Regions from separate parts of the Homo sapiens genome. Here region 2 is linked to region 1. The links are chromatin loops, found by intact Hi-C in ENCODE. Cell type or tissue: PC-9. All regions are shown on one strand. Links, peaks and the distances in the headings refer to the core of each region. The heading gives the core; the rest is flanking DNA.

Region 1 (6,099 bases), core at 662-5,661:
GATTTGGTTTGCCAGTATTTTATTGAGGATTTTCACATCGATGTTCATCAAGGATATTGGTCTAAAATTCTCTTTTTTTGTTGTGTCTCTGCCAGCCTTTGGTATCAGGATGATGCTGGCCTCATAAAATGAGTTAGGGAAGATTCCCTCTTTTTCTATTGATTGGAATAGTTTCAGAAGGAATGGTACCAGCTCCTCCTTGTACCTCTGGTAGAATTCGGCTATGAATCCATCTGGTCCTGGACTTTTTTTGGTTGGTAGGCTATTAATTATTGCCTCAATTTCAGAGCCTGTCATTGGTCTATTCAGGGATTTAACTTCTTCCTGGTTTAGTCTTGGGAGGGTGTACGTGTCCAGGAATTTATCCATTTCTTCTAGATTTTCTAGTTTATTTGCCTAGAGGTGTTTATAGCATTCTCTGATGGTAGTTTGTATTTCTGTGGGATCGGTGGTGATATCCCCTTTATCATTTTTTATTGCATCTATTTGATTCTTCTCTCTTTTCTTCTTTATTAGTCTTGCTAGCAGTCTATCTATTTTGTTGATCTTTTCAAAAAACCAGCTCCTAGATTCATTGATTTTTTTGAAGGGGTTTTTTTTGTGTTTCTATCTCCTTCAGTTCTGCTCTGATCTTAGTTATTTCTTGCCTTCTGCTAGCTTTTGAATGTGTTTGCTCTTGCTTCTCTAGTTCTTTTAATTGTGATGTTAGGCTGTTAATTTTAGATCTTTCCTGCTTTCTCTTGTAGGCATTTAGTGCAATAAATTTCCCTCTACACACTGCTTTAAATGTGTCCCAGAGATTCTGGTATGTTGTGTCTTTGTTCTCACTGGTTTCAAAGAACATCTTTATTTCTGCCTTCATTTCATTATGTACCCAGTAGTCATTCAGGAGCAGGTTGTTCAGTTTCCATGTAGTTGTGCAGTTTTGAGTGAGTTTCTTAATCCTGAGTTCTAATAAAAATGGGTAAGGGACCTGATGAGACATTTCTCAAAAGAAGACATGGAGATGGCCAACAGGTAGATGAAAAACTGCACCAAATCACTAATTATCAGGGAAATGCAAATCAAAACCACAATGCAATATCACCTTGCTCCTGCTAGACTGGATACTATAATAAAGATAAAATATAACAAGTGTCGGTGAGGATGCTGATAAAATGCACCCCTGTACACTGTTGGTGGGAATGTAAATTAGCACAGCCACTTTGGAAAACAGTATGGAGTTTCCTCAAAAAAATTAAAAACAGAATGATCATGTTATCCAACAATCCCAGGAGCTCTGGGTAACCCTTTCAACAAGATGCACAGAGGCGAAGTACACACTGTTCACAGCAAGAGAATAACATAGGAAGGGTCAGACAAGAAACAATCTGACTTGAGAAAATAACCAAGAGAATGGATACTTGGTCTTCAGTAGCTTCCCAGTTCCTCAATCTATGCTTTTTCTGGCTACGGCCCTGCTTTCCAGCTCCATGAGACACACCTGTGTAGGGGCCAAGGAAGAGCTGATGAATCAACTCACAAAAGGCAGATTAATTAGAGAAAAGGAATGCAAATTTATTTAACATGTATTCCTTGGGAGCCTTCAGAATGAAGACCCAAACATACAGGGGAGGGCCGTGCACAGTGGCTCATGCCTGTAATCCCAGCACTTTGGGAGGCCGAGGCAGGTGGATCACCTGAGGTCAGGAGTTCGAGACCAGCCTGGCCAACATGGTGAAACTCTGTCCCTACTAAAAATACAAAAAATTAGCCAGGCATGGTGGCAGGAGCCTGTAATCCCAGCTACTCGGGAAGCTAAGGCAGGAGAATCGCTTGAACCCGGGAGATGAAGGCTGCAGTGAGCTGAGATCACGCCATTGCACTCCAGCCTGGTTAACAGGGCAACAAGAGTGAAACTCTTTCTCAAAAAAAGAAAAAAAAAGATACAGGAGAAATTGTCCATTTTTATGCTTGGGTTCAACAAAGTACGGACAGCGGTGTAGAAATGTGATTGGACAAAATATGATTTTATGCTAACAGACAGAGGCGGGTAACCCTGCAAGGCCTGTCTGCCTAGATTCTTCTTGGCCTTTCTGAGCAGCATTCCTTCCTTCGGGGTGTGGGGCAGGGCCCTCTCTGGAATGGGGGTCTTATGACTTATAGTCAAACAGCGTTGGTCAGATAATTTCTTCACAGCTAGTTTTTGCACAGAAAGGTAGAGGGAAGGTTAGAGTAATATTTTTAGGTTTATGGCTGGCTTTGGGGAAAAGGGATTCTGGTTTCTCTGACTCACCCTGGGGAAGGGGAATCCTAGTTTCTATGGCTAGCCTGGGGGAGAATGGGACCGAGAGACAGCAGGGCAGGAGGCTGGAGAAACACTTTTGCTTCTGAGGCCTTCATTTTGGAGTACTGTTTTCTGAGCCTCAACATGTGAAATATTATCATAAACTCCCCTATTTTGCTTTAAGCTGGATTGAGTTGGTAGCTGTTATTTGCCACCCAAAGAGTCTTAATTAAGATAATATCAAATAGGAGAAAAAAATCAAAGAGACTGAGGACAGTAGAGAAGTTAGGAGAAATAAAATGCTTTGAAGGGTTCTGGAATAAAGGCATTGTTTACACTCTGTTTTTCCATAAAATAAATTCAGGTATTTGAAATAGACACATTTTACTTGTTCTTTTATTTGCTTTATAGTGATATAGAAATATGGAAATGAATCCCAACAAATCAAGGAGTAGTGATCACAACATAATAGAACATACATGATCACAAAGAGTAGTGATCACAACATAATAGAACGCATGCTATTAATCTAATAAGAATTTTAATATTATTATTTTGTACATTTTTATATATCCCTAACAAGTGGTAAGTAAACGCAGTTTTGAAAAAAAAAAAAGTGAATCTTTTTTTAACATACTCAAGTTTGCTTTTTAAATGAATCCATGATGCTGTGAACATCTCTGCCCCGAATAAAAGTTTATTTAACTTTAACATTTGAAGATTTTGAAGCTTACATATCTCTAAAATTAATCATATTAAGGGTCAAAGTTGAGTAGCATCCTCAGCATGCTATTGCCCCCTAGTGGCTAATAGTAAGAACATGGATTTGAGTCAGGCACTGCCCCAGCATGCGGCTCAACCAGCTATCCAAAACTACCCACTTCAGCTTAGCCATCTCACCCTGTACTAAGGAGATAAACTCGACCAACTGACTGTTGTTGGTTTCCATCCCCTAACCCCATCAGTAGTTTCTGAAGGGATTCCGTCTTTCCCTAGAAAAATCTTGCTCCCAAAATTCTGACCTCTTTCTGAGTTTTCCACTGTCTGCCTCCCAGGACCGGGAGCTCTAAGTCGTGAGCAAGCCAGGGAAGCTTGGGAGGTCACTCAGAGAAAGCACCCCAATAGTATCTTATCTGGCTGCCATGCCATGGGACATATCTTGAAAACAGCAAAAGCAAAGTGAAATGCTTTCCACTCCACCTTGCAAAATGCTGCATAGAGTGAAAACTACTGAGATTCATGGACTCGTGAATAAGGCCACAGGCAAGCTCTCACCTTGTTAAAAAGAGAGGCTGTCCTGTGTGTGCAAAAATACTTGGTGTCCACACTTCTTGATGAGTTACCTTGGGAGAATTCCTCAATTTATCTGGGTTGGGTTTCACTTGTGAAATCCTACCCTGACAAATTTGCCCCACCTGCCAAGGCACAAATAATCACTTACACTTCTGTGCACCCAGAGCTCTTTAAGTCTTTTCTTTCTTTCTCTTTCTTTCTTTCTTTCTTTCTTTTTCTTTTTCTCTCTTTCTTTCTTCCTTTCTTTTTTCTTTTTTCTTTCTTTTCTTTCCTTCTTTCTTTCTCTTTCTTTTTCTTTCTTTTTCTTTTTCTCTCTTTCTTTCTTCCTTTCTTTTTTTCTTATTTCTTTCTTTTCTTTCTTTCCTTCTTTTTTCTTTCTTTCTTTCCTTCTTTCTCTCTCTCTCTCTCTCTCTCTCTTTCTTTCCTTCTTTTTCTTTTGAGGCAGAGTCTTGCTCTGTCACCCAGGCTGGAGTTCAATGGCACGATCTCAGCTCACTGCAACCTCCAGGTTCAAGTGATCCTCCTGCCTTAGGCTCCCGAATACCTGGGATTACAGGTGCCTGCCACCACACCCGGCTAATTTGTGTATTTTTTAGTAGAGATGGGGTTTCGCCACATTGGCCAGGCTGGTCTCGAACTCCTGACCTCAAGTGATCCACCCACCTCAGCCTCCCAAAGTGCTGGGATTACAACTGTGAGCCACCGCACCTGTCTAAGCCGTTTCTATTTAAGTTCTTGCACATTGTATGAATTCTGCTTCCTCCATCAGGCTTTAAGCTTTTGAGGGAAAAATATTGTGTCTCAATCACTTTGGTCATTTTGTGGGCAGTCCTTGTGCATTATAAAAACTGAGGCTGTCACCTCTGTCTGAAATCTTTGGGCAGTTCCTTATCTATTTGCCCTCAAAAGAAAAGTACCTAGCCAATGAGACTGTATCCTATAGCCAGGGCAAAAGAAGCTGTTCTCAGAACAAGGAGTCTTTACTTTGCTGCTAACTAGCTCTAAGACCCTGAATAGCCCCTATCGAATTGCAGTTTTCTCACCAGTTAAATAAACAAGTTGGATGACAATGTGTGACAGGTTCTCCAAGATTACTTTCAGTTCTGTAATAAGTGAATATATTTTCCTCTAATTCTATATGACCTAATTCTGCCCTGATCATTTCCTTTTCTCACTCTCTCACTTCCGATCTTTCATTTCTGAAGAATCACCCTCATGAAGGTGAGAATGAATTAAGTGGTACTAGAGTAGAGTCAGAGACATCATTATGAACTCACACACACACACACACACACACACACACACACATATATATATATATATACACACACACACAAATAATTACAGATAAGCTGGGTTAGCATGCATACATATGTTTCCTAGCCCTGTCCACTGAAAGGTTCTAGAAGCAATGACACCCCAGTAGCAACAACACACCCAGTGCACAAATCTTGATTTCTAATAAAATTCTCCAATCAAAAGAATCAGGGTTCCTTGAGAAGAAGCTGATTCTAGGGTTAGAGCAGTGTCTTCATCCATTTTCTGCTGCTATAACAGAATACCACATACTGGGTTATTTATAAAGAACAAAAGTTTATTTGGCTCACAGTTCTGGGACATGGTGGCTCATGCCTGTAATCCCAGCCACTTGGGAAGCTGAGGCAGGAAGATCCTTTGAGCCAGGAGTTCAAGATCAGCCTGGGCAAAGTAGCAAGATCCTGTGTCAAAAGGAATAATAATCTCTCCTTTTTGTTGTAAAAATAAATTTATTTTGTAGTAAAAAATATAAATAAGTAAAGCAGATTTTGAATTGGCACAAGAAAAAAAAACAACTCTCCAACATAATTTCATATTATATTCAGATGTAAAACGAAATGTACAAGTATGTAAATGTATTCATATAGTCAATTAGTGCAGGTACATTGAAAAAGTATATATAATCTTGAGCTCCCCAAAACAAGTTCCAGAAAGGGCCCCTCACACTCCTCCTATACCAGATCTCTGTGTAAGTGGTAACACATCCAAGCTGAGGAATGGCTGAGCAAGTGACAAGGAGAAAGAACCAATGGATGGAGAAAACCAGAATCAAGCCCAGAAGACAACAGAGCTGTGTGTGCCTATACCAGGCAACTGGAGGGGCATCACCTTCTATCCCTAGGAAGGAGAGTCCATATGAACCTCTCAATCCTTGCCTCTTCTGGGCCTCCCTAGGCTAGTCAGTTCCATGACATTGAAGGAGACTCTAATCACTCCTTATTTAGGGAGCCCCCTCTCATAAGTAGTCCCTCTTTGCTAACCAGAGCAATTCATCCCCAAAAGCCCCGATAGCACTTAGCCTTCTAAGTGAAAAATAGAATTACTATTCATTGTAATGAAAAAAATCCATTCATGCTAAAACAACATCAAATGCCATCAAAATGAATAATGCATCAACAGTGAACATCAAGTTATCACACAACAGAAAAGGCAGGTGTCCTGTTATCTGTAACAAGCCTACAGGCTTGCTCAAAGTGCTTTCCAGTCTGTGGCATCATATAAAG
Region 2 (5,663 bases), core at 68-5,067, 110 kb after region 1:
CAGCAGGAGTTGGCAACCTGTTTCTGAAAAGGACCAGATACTATTTTAGATGTTGCAGACCCTGTGGTCCCTGTCACAACTACTCAGCTCTGCTGTTATAGCCCAGTAGCCACAGATAATATGTAAATGAATGGGCATGGTTCTGTTCCAGTAAAACTTTATTTATGGATACAGAAGTTTTAGTTTCATGTAATTTTCATGTGTCATGAGATATCCTTTTATTTCCAAACCAAAAAAAAAAAAAAAACCTATCGAGCAGTTATCATGTGGTGTGTACTTTATTGCCGCTGTAATTTTTAATCCTCACAACAAAAGGTTTTACATATTTAAAGTCTCATATCACTGCATCCTAGAACATGGGGTCAGTAGTAAGCCTACTTCAATGGACTTTTACAAGGATTGAATAAGATACAGAGAGGGGGATTATACAACTCACCAAAATTCATGCAAATAGTAAGAAAGCTAGGATTAAAATTCCTTTTGGCCTGACCCACATCAGTACTCTTTTCCTAAGCCACACTGCCTCAACAGTACCGCTAAGGAAGCACTCAAAATAACAGGTAGCTAAACTGACATCTAATATCACTTCATGGCATCCAAATTCTCCAAGGAGCACTGAACCAGGAGTCACCTGCCAGGTCAGTCTCCATCCCTCTATCAGTAGGTCTGTGTGCGAGTTGGGGAACACTGCAAGTTTCAGCTGGTTCTCGGTTCTTCTTGGTTTTCAGCCCTGCTGGGCTCTTTTGGGTCTTTCCCACGCGCGCATAATCTTCCAGGCAGCCAGGAATATGTGGAGAATTTATCTCAGCCCTTTGAAGCACTCTGTCATGAAATATTATTCTTTTAACTTTCTTCAACCATTGAAAATGTAAAAACTGGCCAGGCACGTTGGCTCATGCCTGTAATCCCAGCACTTTGGGAGGCTGAGGTGGGCGGATCACTTCAAGTCAGGAGTTCGAGACCAACCTGGCCAACATGGTGAAACCCCATCTCTATTTTAAAAAAAAAAAAAAAGGGAAAATACAAAAATTAGCTGGGCGTGGTGGCATGTGCCTGTAATTCCAGCTACCTGGGAGGCTGAGACATTCGAATCACTTGAACCCAGGAGGCAGAGGTTACAGACAGCTGAGATTGCGCCACTGCACTCCAGCCTGGGTGACAAAGCAAGACTTCGTCTCAAAAAAAAAGAAAAAAAATGTAAAAACTATTCTTAATTTGTGGGCAGTGTACAAAAATAGATGGCTGGCAGGATTGGGCCCTTGGGCGGCAGTTTGTGACTCAAGGAAAAATTGAGCTCCTACTGAGATGTATTCTTTTTTCTTTTCTTTTCTTTTTCTTTTTTTTTTTTTTAGACGGGGTTTTTGCCCAGGCTGGAGAGCAATGGCACTATCTCGGCTCACCGAAAACTCCGCTTCCCAGGTTCTAGTGATTCTCCTGCGTCAGCCTCCCAACTATCTGGGATTACAGGCATGCACCACCACGCCCGGCTAATTTTGTATTTTTAGTAAAGACAGGGTTTCTCCATGTTGGTCAGGCTGGTCTTGAACTCCCGATCTCAGGTGATCCGCCTGCCTTGGCCTCCCAAAGTGCTGGGATTACAGGCATTAGCCACCGTGCCTGGCCCAAGATGTATTCTTTTTTAAATATTTTTTTGTAGAGACAGGGTCTCCCTGCATAACATTGCCCAATCTGGTCTCGAATTCCTGGGCTCAAGTGATCCTCCTGCCTCAGCCTACCAAAGTGCTGGGATTATAGACGTGAGCCATCGTGCTGGCCCCAGGATATATTCTTGACGGTGGTTCAACCTTTCTTCAGAAAATTTCAAAACAGGAAGAATTTGGTTCCCTAGTTCATTTTCACTCATCCACCTCGCTTTTTGGTGTTTCTACTACCTACCACTATACATTCATTTTAAAAGTTTTAATCTTTAGACACTGTCAGCTTCTAGCATTGGGGAAAAGATGGTGTTCATTTTGGGGAAGTGAGAGGAAGAGAGTCTGTGTATTTCCTAGTAAGTTTTTAAAGCAATTTAAGCAGAACACAGTGACCTTGGTCATTTAATCCCAATGGGTTAGAGGCAGAGTTGACAAACTGTCTAAATGGTCAGATGGTAAATGTTTAATCCTCACAATACCCTATGGGCAGAGTTGGTCTGTGAGTCTCTGTCTCTGTCTCAACTTTTCAGTTCTACTTTGTAGCCAGAAAGCAGCCATAGGCAGTATTTATGGCAGTGTATAGTAAAACTTTAAAAAAAAAAAAACCAGGCCCGGATATGGCCTGTGGGCCATAGTTTGCTCACCCCTGGCTTAGAGACATTCTTGGGACAGGGTGGAATATTTCCAGGCCATCAGAAAACTTGGTGACTGATTCTTTCCCGGACTCCAGGCTGCGCCGGGGTGTGCTCAGGTCTGTTTGCTCATTGCAGTGACTTCTGAACTTCCTGCTGAGCCGCTGGGGCCATTCCTCTGAGAAGGAGTTAGAGGTGTGGCTCCACCACTGTTTGGAGAAGCCCAGTTTCTGCACTGGTTGATGTTGGTCAAACATGCTAATCTGACGCGATTGCTCCTATATATTTGCTTTTCTGATTTAAAGCCCTATATGAAAATAAGGAAATGTTAAACATAATATTTGACTAGGAGGGTCAAGGGGCTCGTGTATTTGGCATGTTGTCCATTTTCATATGCCTTTTCTTTCTTTTAAAAAAAGTAATTAGAAGGCTTTGTTAAATTACAAACATTTTGTCTTAAAAGCAAATAATAATTTTAACCAATAGGTTGAATTTTTAAATTAAGCCAGTAGGTAAGAATATGCAGTTTTTTCCTTTTCTGATTTATCAAGTGATTTTTTTTTTTTTTTGACAGAAATCTTGCTCTGTCGCCCAGGCTGGCATGCAGTGACGCAATCTCAACTCACTGCAACCTCCATCTCCTGGGTTCAAGCAATTCTCATGCCTTAGCCTCCCAAGTAGCTGGAATTACAGGTGTGTGCCACCACACCCAGATAATTTTGGGGTTTTTTTGTTGTTGTTTCTTTTTTTTTTTTTTTTTTTGAGGCAGAATCTCGCTCTGTCACTCAGGCTAGAGTGAGTGGCGCAATCTTGGCTCACAGCAACCTCTGCCTCCCAAGTTCAAGCGATTCTCCTGCCTCAGCCTCCCAAGTAGCTGGGATTACAGGCACACACCACCATGCCCAGCTAATTGTATTTTTAGTAGAGACAGGGTTTTGATATGTTGGCCAGGCTGGCCTCAAATTCCTGACCTCAGGTGATCGTCTGCCTTGGCCTCCCAAAGTGCTGGGATTATACACATGAGCCACTGTGTACACCCAGCCTATCAAGTGATTTTTAATGTGAAAACACACCACTTGTTTTAATTTTGGGAAAGCCTGGAGCCTCACAGAGTTTAGCTGATTTAAGTTAATCATTTTCAGTATGTTGGAAGCTTATAACCAAGTATGAGACAAACATATTCTGAAGCTTAAATGAAAATGAATATTAAATTAATACCTCTGTTTGATGCAGTATATCACTCACCCACTTCCATCTCATCCGCAATCCAAATAAATTCTAAGGTGGGAGAAGGGAGAGTGTCTGATGTATTTGACCACCATAAACTCTGCCTGTGAGTTCCTGCCACCAGCCTTCATCAGTCTTGATCATTTCTCGCCAGTGTGTGTCCCTTATCCTTCAGCAGCAAGGGTTTCTACAGTCCTGGAAGCCTGTGAGGAGGCACCTTGCAGGCCTGAAGCCTCATTGTGTTACTTCCTTTCCTTGTGTCACTATTTACCTGGGCAGCCCTGCTCCCATTGGGAGCCCAGGGCTCTCCTAAGAGTGCTGTCTAGACAGCTGCTCACCTTCCTGGCCAGCCAAGCACTGGGTGACAGTGAGGGGCTTCCAGGATTGTATGACTTCCAGGACTGTTTGAGGCTTGGCTTCCTCAAACCTTTTTCATAATATGATCCTGGTCTGGGATGTCCACGGCCTCAGTGGCAACTGTAGGTCAGCCCCAGGTAATGGCAGGTACTGCTATTTTAGTTGGTGGCAGAGTCAGGAGAAGGAAAGAGGAGGACTGGTTGCTATAAAGTAGAATGGTTATGGAAGGAAAACATGCATCACTGTTTCCTCATAAAATGGAAAAAAGATTGAATCTAGAAATGATTTGTTGTTCATCTTTCCATCCCTAATAGTTGTCAACATTTGTTGAGCAATTACTATGTGCCAAATGTAGCTCTAAGCGCTTCTCACTCAACTCACTGAATCCTCTTAAAAACCTTGTGAGCAGGACAGTGATGCACAGACAGGTCCTGTGTCCCCTGAGTGGTAGAGCAAGGGTCAGACATGGTTGTGGGGTTCCAGTCTTGGAGTTCCTGAGTGGTGGAGCCAGTGTCAGACATGGCTGTGAGGCTCCAGTCTGTGGGGTTCCTGAGTGGTGGAGCCAGGATTCAGATATGGCAATGGGATTCCAGTCTGTGCTCTTAATACCACCCTGAGCTGCCTGATGTGAATACAGCACCTGACTCATGGTAGCTGCTCAATAAATTTTTTATTGGCTGTTTAAAGAAAAGAGAATATTAAATGGTTATCTGTACACTTCCCTTGAAGTGAGAATGGAGTTTATTTTCTGCTTTCAAATTTATAATATACCCCACCCACTGACTTACCTCTACTAGAATAACAAAAGGCCTTGCAAGGGTCACATCTAAAAGTATTTTGTCAAGCCATGTGCGGCAGCATGTGCCTACTCGGAGACTGAGGTGTGAGGATTGCTTAGGTCCAGGAGTTCAAGGCTGCAGTGAGCCATGATTGTACCACTGCACTCCAGCCTGGGCGACAAGATTCCATCTCTTTAAGAAAAAGTATATTGTTAGAAAATTTAGTATATAACAAAGATAGTTGTTCAAAGCAGTAGGTAAAAATAGATTATTCAGTAGAGGGCCCTGGCAGAACTGGCTTGTCACTACAGGAAAAAAAAAAGCTGCATTCTTTGTATTTCCTTACTTCTGCATTCTTTGTATTTCCTTACTCCTTACATCAAAAAGGAGTTTTAAATGGATGAACAATTTAAATGTAAATATGAAACTGTACATTGGAAAAAAATGTGGGTAAGTTGTTTATAAACTTAGAATAGGAAATGCCCTTCTAAATATAACAACAATCGAGAAGTAATAAAGGATTGACAAGATTAGGTTATTTAAAACAACAACAGAGTGGCTGGTAAGATGGCCAAATAGCAACAGCTCTGGTCCGCAGCTCCCAGCGAGATCAACACAGAAGACAGGTGATTTCTGCATTTCCAACTGAGGTACCTGGCTCATCTCACTGGGACTGGTTAGACGGTGGATGCAGCCCACAGAGGGTGAGCAGAAGCAGGGTGGGGCATCGCCTCATCTAGGAAGTGCAAGGGGTTGGGGAACTCCTCCCCTAGCCAAGGGAAACTATGAGGGACTGTGCCATGAGGGACAGTGCACTCTGGCCCAGATACTACGCTTTTCCCATGCTCTTCGCAACCCACAGACCAGGAGATACCCTCAGGTGCCTACACCACCAGGGCCCTGGGTTTCAAGCACAAAACTGGGCGGCCATTTGGGCAGACACTGAGCTAGCTGCAGGAGTTTTTTTTTTTTTTTTTTTTTTTTTTTTGGTACCCCAGTGGCACTTGGAACGC

The links. Peaks named below come from ENCODE experiments on the same cell type or tissue, not always from the same donor. Only the 100,000 strongest peaks of a DNase experiment are listed, where the experiment ranks them.
Region 2: it touches region 1 in a loop (3-fold over the local background); 6 of 110 quality-filtered maps call a loop at or near these places.

Annotation. Positions count from the first base shown.
Region 1 is chr9:86,199,454-86,205,552 of GRCh38, reverse strand. No RefSeq gene overlaps it. Among named protein-coding and RNA genes, the nearest start is that of C9orf153, 57 kb to the left of the region's middle. RefSeq lists a silencer at 3,038-3,087. In PC-9, for the core only: a CTCF peak has its summit at 3,045 (motif pointing left); a DNase peak (open chromatin) is centred at 3,052.
Region 2 is chr9:86,090,762-86,096,424 of GRCh38, reverse strand. All of the region lies in intron 1 of GOLM1 (golgi membrane protein 1), which reads left to right. Among named protein-coding and RNA genes, the nearest start is that of GOLM1, 6.0 kb to the left of the region's middle. RefSeq lists a silencer at 2,377-2,671. In PC-9, for the core only: no CTCF peak of the experiment used is centred there; a DNase peak (open chromatin) is centred at 2,424; H3K27ac peaks cover 2,857 bases.